Linked DNA regions of Mus musculus: region 1 is linked to region 2. A link is a loop called in an ENCODE intact Hi-C map of the cell type or tissue named here. Cell type or tissue: heart. All regions are shown on one strand. Each heading gives the region's core, and the rest is flanking DNA. Links, peaks and the distances in the headings are about the cores only. Region 1 holds the start of Cald1 (caldesmon 1). Region 2 has its middle 2.9 kb from the start of Gm52898.

Evidence for each region. Hi-C counts contacts between places; a loop is a spot of excess contacts. Peaks named below come from ENCODE experiments on the same cell type or tissue, not always from the same donor. Only the 100,000 strongest peaks of a DNase experiment are listed, where the experiment ranks them.
Region 1: it touches region 2 in a loop (2.2-fold over the local background); 2 of 42 quality-filtered maps call a loop at or near these places.

What each region holds. Positions count from the first base shown.
Region 1 is chr6:34,596,012-34,601,390 of GRCm38, forward strand. It overlaps Cald1 (caldesmon 1), which reads left to right and starts at 2,493. Exons shown (of 14, transcript NM_001347100.1): 1 at 2,493-2,654. In heart, for the core only: no CTCF peak of the experiment used is centred there; a DNase peak (open chromatin) is centred at 2,480; H3K4me3 peaks cover 2,904 bases; H3K27ac peaks cover 4,412 bases.
Region 2 is chr6:34,511,997-34,517,375 of GRCm38, forward strand. No RefSeq gene overlaps it. Among named protein-coding and RNA genes, the nearest start is that of Gm52898, 2.9 kb to the left of the region's middle. In heart, for the core only: a CTCF peak has its summit at 2,833; no DNase peak of the experiment used is centred there; H3K27ac peaks cover 1,851 bases.

The DNA.
Region 1 (5,379 bases), core at 122-5,121, 84 kb after region 2:
ATATACACACAAATGTATAAATTGGAAAAATTAAATACAATGGAAGTGAAATTCCCATGGAAGAAATTAGGCAACATATAAACATGTTTCTTCATCACTTTTCTTTTTAACATTTCTGTTTTCTTTTAATGACAAAGAAAGATTGTTTTCTCTATCGTGATGTATTTATATAACATGTGTTGAATCTATAGTTCGTCTACAGCAGTTCTACTACAGATATGTAAAGTGAGCTTCATGGCTCTCCATGTGCTATACTGCATATATGAAATGTCTAGAATTTATCTAGAGAAGCCTACTTCTTTCCCCCAAAAGGCATAACCCAAAACATTCGGCTATTTATCTTCTATAAACCACACAGCTCGTTCATCCCTTCCATGTTTCCTGTTGATAGTATTTCCCCCTGTCATAGCACAACTTCTCTTTCCTCTGGAAAGCTGGTCCTTAAAAAGAAAACCATAAAGACAACAACAAAATATAATCCTCATGGACTACAAAATGTCGCCCTGCTGCCGGTCACTCAAGAGGCATCCCTGGTGTAAGTGGAGAGTATGTTGCTCAGGCTGCCTTCTGCCCCAGTTGTGGATAATAGCCCTTTCACACAGCCCTCCCTAATCCAGCCTTGAGTTCATGCACCCAGAAAAATCCCTGGGCAGAGGTCGTATCGATATGATTGAGATGTTTGCAGAAACTCATGTCTGTCTGCTATTGTCTTCAAGTTCAGTCTTTTGCCAGACTAAGAAGCTTGACTCTGTCTTTCAACCTGTCCAGCCAGATACAGGGTTTCCCCAGCTGCCAAACTGGCTATGATCCAAAAAGTTTATTTTCAAATCATTTATCTGGGATCAGAAAGAGGTTTCCCAAAAGAACAATTTTGAACATGGCTGTGCTCACCTGGTTGAGCTACAGTGAACTTGAAATGCAACATTAACAGTGTGGTTCCCACCAACAAGTTATTTATCTTGTGTGTCTGGGAAAGTACTCTCTCAGTTCTGGTTCAAGGATGCTTTAAGTCCAACTCTCCCTGGACCCTGTAGTCTTTGCTGTAACTTTTTTTTAGAGCTGTTTAGTAGAAGAAAGCAAGAAACACAGAGGAGGTAAGTTACCTCCCTAAGAAGTGTAGGGGGTCCATGTAGACACTTCTGGGTGACTGGTTAATAACTGGGGGCTGGAGAAGAAACTCACCCATGTGGACCGACTGCTTCCCAAGCATTCTCAAGGAAGCACAAAGGGCGGGGGCTGTTTCCTGAATAGAGACAGCTTCTTTGTCAGATCATCATTAATAGAGAAAGGCTTTTTCAGTCAGACTGCATGTGTTGATTAAGCTTCTGGACTTGTAATTAGCCAGGGGAAATATTTAAAACTTCTTGGTCGGTGATGAGACAGTATCAGTAATGAAACATGGATTTCGTGCTAAGCCCCAGGTCTGACAAACAGTAAGTATTCCATTTTTTTTAAAAGCTAAGTACCGACTGAATGAGTTCCAAAGACTACAAGACCACAATTGGATGCATGTGTGGGCCAGTGACCTGCATTGTAACTCAGCATCTTTCAGGGCTCCCCTATCACTGGCTTTCTAGAATGTTCTAGGACATCTGTGTCACCTGTGAGAGCATATGTGTCTATCTATACCTGCCCCAAAGCAGGTCCTGGATCTCTCTATGTCCTTCTCTGCACATTTGTTTTTACACATTTCTAGTACAATCTCCTTGTTGCCAAGACAGAAGAAAGAAAGGAAGATGGGTGTTGGTAGGAAATGCCAATAAAGCTCTCTCTTAAGCCTAGGACTCTATCTGCTAGCTTCTGGCCTCACCTTTTTTTTTTTTCCTGGCCAACATTATGTACTAAAAAGACTGATACATTTTATTTATACTTTTTGTCAGTTGTTCCCATAACACACATAGACATATTCTAGGCTAGAACTTAGCCTGTGCAGCCAGCCGCCCTGCTTCTTATCCACTTCAGATTTTTAACTCGTATAATAATGTAAATTTATTTTTATAATGAAACTGCTTTGCAAAGAAATACACTATTACGGCTTCTTCGACTAAAATGTCTCCTCCCACCCCCAGCCTCACCCCTGTAAGTGTGTCTAACTGTCCACTTATTGTCTCGTGGACTGTACTTTCTTTTTAAAGCTCTATTTGTGTTCTACAAGACAGCCTCTTTCTCCAAGATTAACGTTTCTTATGATTGTTCCTGACAATGGATCTGCTTCCAGGAGGCCCTGCTTAGGATAACCAAAAAAGGGCATGGAGCCGGCTGGTTTTGGCAGCCTGCTCACGGTTTCAAGCTTTTTAGGACTTGGTTTTTCTGATGAGTGATATCCTGAGCATGCCTAGGGAATGACAGGCATCTGCACGGGCAGACAGCATCACCTTGGCTAGGGTGTCGTCATTGGCTGCCTATTAGAAAAACTACAGGACAATGCATACCACCGCCTGCTGACTGTAAACATAGGGGGTATGTGTTCACTTAGCATGGACTTCTGGGAGGGGCCAAGGAAGGGCGGTCTGCAGTTTTATTGAATAGAGCAGTGTGCATTAGGCTGCCTGCCTGCCTGCCTGCCTGCTTGCTCTCTTGCTGGGTTGCTTAAAGGAATCCCTGCTTTCAGACAGCAGGACATCCCTCCTTGGGAAGAAGTTGCTGCCCTAGAGGTAAGAGACAAAGTCTTTCTTTCTCCGCCTTCAGGGAAGCTGGGGCTGCTCTACAGGTTTCAGGCAACATTCCTGGCTAAGGCTGCTGGATATGCAAAATCTTTCAAGGCAGGCAACAGACCACGTAAATTCTCAAAGCCAGCGCCTGGACTTCCTGACCTGTTCCCAGAAGGTCAATGTGATGAAACTTCAAGTTTTGTTTATAGAGATGGCACAAACGGTGTCATCTCCTGGTGACAGGATCAGGGAGCACCAGCGCGTTTGCCCAGGATGCGCTTTTGTTCCAAGGGGGATGTGGTCTGTACCCGGAATCCTCAGGCCAGCAGCTGTGAGAGGATTCTGTCCCTTTAGCAGTTTCTTTCCCATCTTTGGTCAGCAGACATTTAAAGAGGATTCAGGTTTTAATTAAAAAAATAACATCAACGGCTTTTTACGTTGTTAAGACAAAGAATGTTTGTTTTGTTTTGTTGTGGGTTTGGGTTTTTGTTTTAAGCTAATTTTAAGCTAAGTAATGGGTTCCTCTTACTCTGCTACCAGGATTTTAGAAGTGGGATTTCAGAGATGTAAAGAAATAAGGTCAGAGTTCTACCACTAGCACCAACTCAGCGAGTGCCGCTCATCTGTTATTTGCTGAAATAGAAGATGCCTGCCCTGTTTGTTTTCTATAAACCGGAGCAGCAAGAGAATGTGTGCATGAGTGGGCGTGTGTGTAGAAATCATGGGTAACTGCCTACCAAAATATTTCTTGAGAAATCTTCATTTCTGTTGGAAAGTATGCCCCCCGAGGGTCTGAAAAGATAGGAGCTGGAGGAACGTTCCAGAAAGGAAGGAAAGGAGCTCTTATTTCCAAACAGACGTATTTGGGCATCTCAGTCAGTAGCGCAAGTTGGTAGTAGTCGGTAATTCCTTTTAGAAAGAGCCGATTGTAAAGGGTGGGGGAATTTCAGTGCCATGGCAATCCATGGTCAGAAACAGAGAGCAAAGAGCTTGGTATTCCCAGATCCCTGCTGGCAACGAGGCTCTGCGCGTGGGGCTGTAAATGGAAGCAGCACAGTCCCTTAGTGTTAGGCAAAACCAGACACGAGAACTAGAACTTACTGAAGACAAGGTGCCCTGCAGAAGAAGAGTAAGTCTGAGCAGTTAAATAATAATACTCATAGTAAGCTCTAGCGTTCCCAGGTGGCTGCTTCCATTTATGTTTGCCATAGACTGCGATGCCTTGAGGTTGGGACTTGCTAAGGAATCCTTGTGTTTAGAAGGGTGGGGATTTCTTGAGAAGTGACACGTGAGAACAGACTGCCCTGTGAGTTTCTTTCCCTGGAATGTCTCTGAGGAAGTGTGTAAGTGTGAGGGGAAGGCTGCAGGCAATCGTTTGCTCTGCTCGACTACTGTCCCTCCTCCAAAGACATCAAGTTCCAAACTTTGTACGGGGGGGTGGTGGTGGTGGTGGGGTTAATGTCAATGAAAACATGGAAAGCAATTTCTTTCTCAAGTATTCTCTAAACCACGAAGGGAATGCAGTTTGGAAGGAAATCTATAATCTTGGATTTGAGGATAAATTCCACTTTGAAGCCAACATCCTGGAGTGGCTGAAAGTTCATTTTCTCTATGACCAGTTTCTCCCATCCCCCTCACATGCTCCCCACCCCCAATCACTACAAAATAACATTTTCTGGAATAATACCGAGTGTGTTCTCCTAACACAGAGTGAGGGGCTTCAGTTCATGGTGACTGTCAGGCAGTTCTTGATGCTACTTTCTCCCGGTGAAGAACAATCTGGGAGAGCTTTCCCCTAATAGGGAGGTAAGTTGAGCTCTGTGAAGCCACAGCCTGGGAACTTTGATTCCATTAAAACCATCTAATGAAAAACATAGGAGAAGCTCTGGGTGAAAAAAGAATTGCAGAAAAGAATAGATCTTAGAACACGTGAAGAATGTATGTACTTAACCAGTTTACAGGCTAAGTGTGGGGTTGTTAGCATTTTTGAAAGGCAACAGAATGTGCAGTTTAAAGCATCCAAATTGAAGATTGCATTAGGCATGTGATTTATTTTTACACCTCAGAGAGAGAGAGAGAGAGAGAGAGAGAGAGAGAGAGAGAGAGAGAGAGAAGATGAAGAGACAGGTTGTGATTTCATAGTCAAGGGCTTAAAGGAGACACCTGAATGGATTTCCTGACAATTGGGACTATTCCCATTCTCCTTGGCTCCTCACTAGTCCCAAGCCTTGTCTGTTCTCTGCATGTAGAATAGGTTGGTTTAGAGGCGTGCCATAGAGTGGTTCCAGAGTCTAGCTTGGGTGTAAGCCTTTTCTTGAAAACTCACACAGTCCTGTCCACTTGTCATTCATGGTAGTTGATTACTGGTTAGTCACTCTTCAGTGAGATGAGAAGTGACTTAGAGATGAACGTGAGAAGGGTTTTGCCAGCTCCCCATCTGCCTGGTGTCTGTCACATGGCTTGGAAATGTGGTGGGGTGAGGCCATGGTTGGGGATGGGGGGGAGGGGGGAGGCTCGAAATGCTGACAATTCGGAATGCAAATGACATGGTAGGCCTGGGAAGGAGGTTAGGGAGATGCTGCCAAAAGGATCTTCAAACTTTAAGGAGGCGTTTTCTGGGTAAATCTCTCAGAGCCCCAAAATAGCACCATTAGCTTCTTAACAGAAAGTCCTGCTGGGACGTGGTAGCACACTGCCTGTAATCCCAGCACTTGGGAGGCAGAGGCAG
Region 2 (5,379 bases), core at 257-5,256:
CATCTCCCCCAGAGGTACTTCAGCTTCTCTCGCCTCAACTTCTTTTACTCTTCTCCAGACAGGTGTCAGGGTGACATTTCCCAAGTCTTGCTCCACAGAGGCTCATGCAGACTCCCAGAAGGGTTAGTATCCTTCCAGGCTCTCCTCTCCATCACTCACCTCTCCCTGTCTCAGTTGCTGCCTCCTGTCTGCTCATCCTTCAGGACTGATTAGGCAAAAAACCAAACAATTTTCCATTTGTAATGAAGATAAACAGACCAAATGATGTGGGTGAGAAACTTTTGTGAATGCAAAATATTGATGCATAGTAATTATTTTAAATGTTGCTAGGAATCTTGCGCTATACAAGAAAGCATTATTCCTTTAAAACTCTAAAAAGTTAGGCAGCCCCGTGGTTCGCTCTCAGAAGCTCACTTGTTTGCTTGCTTGTCTCTTTGGCTGGCTGGCAAGGGAAGTGAATGAATCCATGTCTGGATTCAAAAGTTTCGAGAGTGTGTACACACACACACACACACACACACACACAGAGAGAGAGAGAGAGAGAGAGAGAGAGAGAGAGAGAGAGAGAGAGAGCGCCCTTAGAATTCCCAGGATTAAAAAAAAAAAAAAAAAAAAAGCCGGCGTGGTGGCACACGCCTTTAATCCCAGCACTTGGGAGGCAGAGGCAAGCAGATTTCTGAGTTCGAGGTCTACAAAGTGAGTTCCAGGACAGCCAAGGCTACACAGAGAAACCCTGTCTCGAAAAAACAAAAAACAAAAACAAACCCAAAAAACAAAGAATTCCCAGGGTTCATTCCCCTCCAGTGTGGGTTGGTTTTTAAGGTTTTTCTTACAACCAGCCCTTGATCTTTAACCTGTCTAGACTTTAGTTGCTTATCATCTATGCAGAAATGATCCCCTTGCTGCTGGTACATAAGAGAGCAAAGGAGGCCTCATGTGTAATCAGCTCAGAGGATTTCCCCTCAGGCAGCTGCTATAATGCCATAAAACCAGAGACCTGCCATGATGTCATTCAAATTACAGAGTATATAACAATAGAAGTATCTTGTGAGCAGAAGGAATTCTCAAGTTTTGCCCTAGTAAGCACCATTTCATTTATTTCTATATACATGTTTCACATGGATACATTCTTAACTCATATTCCATACTGTGTTCTTTTATTTATCCAAAGTATTTCTCCATGCTTCAGAGTTTTAGCCAAGCGAACTGTACATCTGAATGCTGTTCTATTGTTTGGATAGAACGTAAAATGTCCCGGAGGCTGTACTTGAAGTTTTTTCTATAATAAATAACAACAGCATTTGGGAGGCAGAGATAGGTGGATCTCTGGGAGTTTGAGGCCAGCCTGGTCTACAGAGAGATTCCAGGACAGCCAGAGAAATCCTGTCTCAAAATGCCACAAAACAAAACTAAAAGATACTAAAGCCAACAAGTGGTGAAATTCTCTGAAGAGAGTTCAGACCTTCTAAACCTTATGTGATCTTGATGTGTGCTTGTACGTACACTTGGCTGAAGAAATAGTATCTAGGCAGTAACTCCAAGACAAAAAGTGCTTAAGAACAAGATAAGTCTGGGCATTCAATCCCTAACATTGCAAAATCAAAACAAAACCAGATAATAGAATCCAGAGAGATGGTCCTGGGGGTAAAAGCCCCTGGCTTGCAAGCCCCATGACCTGGGTTCAATGCTTGGACTCTACACAAAGAAGGGAGGAGAAAATCTGTTTTCCAAAGGTCTTCTCTGATCTCCACAGTGTGTGTATATGCATTCACACATCCACACACACACAGTCATGAACACACATAAAATAATAAAGTTTATTTTAAATTTTCAAAGGAGATAATTGTTAAAATCAAGACTGTTTGGCCAGGTGTGGTGGCACACACCTTTACTCTCAGCACTCAGTATAGGGAGAGGCAGGTAGATATCTCCGAGTTCGAGGTCAGCTTGGTCTACTTAGTGAGTTCTAGGACAGCCAGAACTATGTAGAGACCTTGCTTTAAAGAAATCAGGGTAGTTTGGGCACGGTAATGAGTCTGACCGGCATGAGATGGGATGGATTGGAGAAATCCAAAGCAAACTGAGCACGGAAGACAGGCCAGGTTTTCTCAGTAGAGGAGAGGCCAGGTAGCCCAAACCCTTTCGCTAACAGGGAGAGTCATCATCTGAGAATACAGAACTTCCCTCAACGTACTATTGCATCCCTCTCTCATGATACAATTTCTATGAGAACTGGAAGTCCTACCGTATTTAAAAGGAGATTAAGAGAGAACCTTTGACTCTCCCCTGCTTCTAGCTGCTGCACTGCTCCTGAATAGCATCTCAGTGCGAGGAAATGGCAGTAACTGTTCGCATGACCGTTGAAATCAGAGCCAAGTATTATACTTAAAATCTTGATTTTAGGAGCTGGTTAGATAGCCTGGTGGCTAAGAACACTTAGAGATTCTTTTTAAAATAATTAATTGGTTGAGAGTGTTTATGTGTGTGTGTATCAGCCCATCTGTCTGTCTGATTCTGTGTGTGTGTGTGTGTGTGTGTGTGTGTGTGTGTGTGTGTGTGTGTACACATGCCACACCACGTTTGGAAATCAGAAGACAAATGGAAGCAGTTCTTTCCTTTTACCATGAGGATCCTGGGGAACCTCAGACTGTTAGGCATGCCAATGAACACCTCTACTGGCTGAACCATCTTACCAGTCCTTTGTACTGTTTTTAGGGGGTAGGGGTTGGTAGTTAGCAAGAGCCTCACCCAAGATGGATGAAAGAATAAGGTGAAATGCCAGTTAGCACGTTTTTAAATTATTCATTTGCAAATTGGCTATGCTGCTCAAGCTCCACAGGGCACTGTGTGGAGCCAGAGAGCTGAGATTTTCTTCTACGTGAAATTTTAAGTTGATGCATTCCTAAGTGGCTTAATTTGAGTTTGCTTCCGTTCTTTTCCTGAATTGTCTGTCTTGATGTTTGGAGAATCCAGAGCATATGTGTTTAAATCTGACAAACACAGAAATAGGTGGAAGCAGACGCACAAAATGTTTGCCATTCCGAAAGGGAAACAAAACAGAGTAAAACCGTGCTTTCTTTGGTGCAGAGGGTGAGTGGCATTAAGCTCTGGCCCCGGGAAATATCAGTGCCAGACCCTGAGAAATGGTTGACACTGTACTAGTTGGTCTAAACTGATATTAGGTGGCTCACAGACTCTCGGGGATGGCCAGAGAGCAAAGCCCGGAAGGACACACAGCTGCAAGACTTGGATTGCAAGAACTTGGGATTGCCCCAGCAAGAACTCAGTGCCCTAGATGCCAGGCAAACACACTGCCCTCCTGCTGGCCGTGCTGGGCACTGGCTCTAGAAATTTACTGCTGCCATCTACTTAGCAGTGATTATAAAAATGGCCACATCATCCTCTCTCCTGTGCCCATCCATTTGCTTTCCCTTCTCCTGGAACTCTGTCCTCTCAGATAACTCGGGGCTCTTCACCTGTATGCTAGTTCAAGGCCAATACTAGTTACCAAAAGGACTGTGCTGATGCCAACCACCAGCAAGGGCTGTAAGCAAGGGCAGACAACTCTTCCCTGTGAGGGCCGCCTACCAGCCAACAGCTGCTTGCACACACAGCTTCTTTGTACGAAGTCCAGCTGCTCCGAGTCCCCCAAGCTCCCAGCTGCCATTTGCTCTATCCAGCTACATTCTTTACTAGAAAGTTGGAAGGTAAATTTCTTAGCAAGAGGTGCTGGGCAGTGCAGGCTCTGACGGTGCTCGGTTCCAGATTGATGAAATGAGTTTGCTCATGGGCAGGCTCAGACCTCAGAGGCAAAGCTGTGGCGGGGGGGTGGGGGGTGGGGGGGGGTGGAGGTGGCTCTGCCCACTTCCTTCTCTTTATTTCTATTCAGGCTTAAATGCCTGCCTTGCCCAAGGCTCATGCTGAGACCTGGACCTCAGTAACTCCAAAACACACACACCCTTTTCAGAGATCTGTAATTTCATCATATTCTTGACCAAATGAATCTAGCCACAGAGAGACACAAACTTTCCATTGGGATTTATTTTGCTACTCTATTTTGGCAAGTATGATTTCTTCCCCTCCCTTTCTTGCTTTTGAAACCCTATTCATTACAAGAAATATAGGTTTTCCAAAGCCTGGTTTTTAAAGTAAACTCATTATTAAACACATACATCTTGCCTTTCTAACTCTGGCTTGTAGGCTTGAAGACTGAGAGCCAGAACAGTATATGGCTTAGAAAGTGAAGTTCAGGTTGTGTTTGGCCGCAGAACCCGAATCTGGACTTGGAAGGCTAAAGATCTAGGCTGACCCACCCACCTCCCCTCAGCTCCAACAACCAGATCCTGCTCCCTGAAGCCAGGAGCCTCAGAACCCTAGCACAGGCTCCCAAGGCTGGCTTCCAGCTTGTGGTTGCAATTGAACACCAGTAAATTTAGGAAACAAGATGGAATTGTTTCTCATACGGATGAACAATTTATAACAATTACAAAGTATGAAATTGATGAAAAGCAATTAACCAAAAAGCAAGCTCTGTTGCAAATTTTTCATCCCCCAGTGACTATATGATACAAGTGTAAGTCAATTTAAAAAAAGAAGAGAATGGGAGCTATTATTAAATATGGAATAAGACACACACACACACACACCAGAAGATGGAAGGAATGTAGGAGCCCTGGGGCAGAAGGAGAACAAGCTACAGATTTGCCGGGAGGACAGGAGGAAAGTGGGGAAAGAGAGATGGCGCTTGGGTGCTCTGACGAGTTGAGGCAGGCTTCTGGCTGTCTCTGAGCTATGCTGAGGGGGAGGGAGAGAATGAGAACTAGGCTCTTGTTAAGCCCCCAGTTCTCTGAGCTTACTCCTCACCCTGCACAGGGAGGACGCTCATGGTATTTTCCTCACGAAGCAAGAAATGAAGACTGACCTGAGTCTTCACTTCTACCACACTCAAGACTGCGGGGGAGCTGGCAGAGACCGGGGAAGTTAAGATTCAGTCAAATGGGAAGGGGGTGGGGCGGGAGGTGGCCCCACTACCACATGCTCCTTTTGACCAAGCAGAATTCTGGTAAAATGAATGGAGCTGATTTTGAGAGCTGGGCTCAGTGACTCATGCCTATAATTCCAGGACCAGGGAGGCTGAGGCAGAAGGATTACAGCAGCAGGCTTGAATAGAGAGAGACCTTAGCTCAACATCTCTGCCCCCACCAAAACAATCAGCCAAGGATGTTTCAAAGTTATACTCACAGGTCCAGATTAAAAAGGAGGGATTTCTGCCTTTAAGATATCAAAACAGGATTCAGTCCTAAAATTACCCAAGGATACCTTGACTTAACTCCTGATAGCATGTCAAGATCTTCCCCAATCTTAGGAAAACATTTCTCC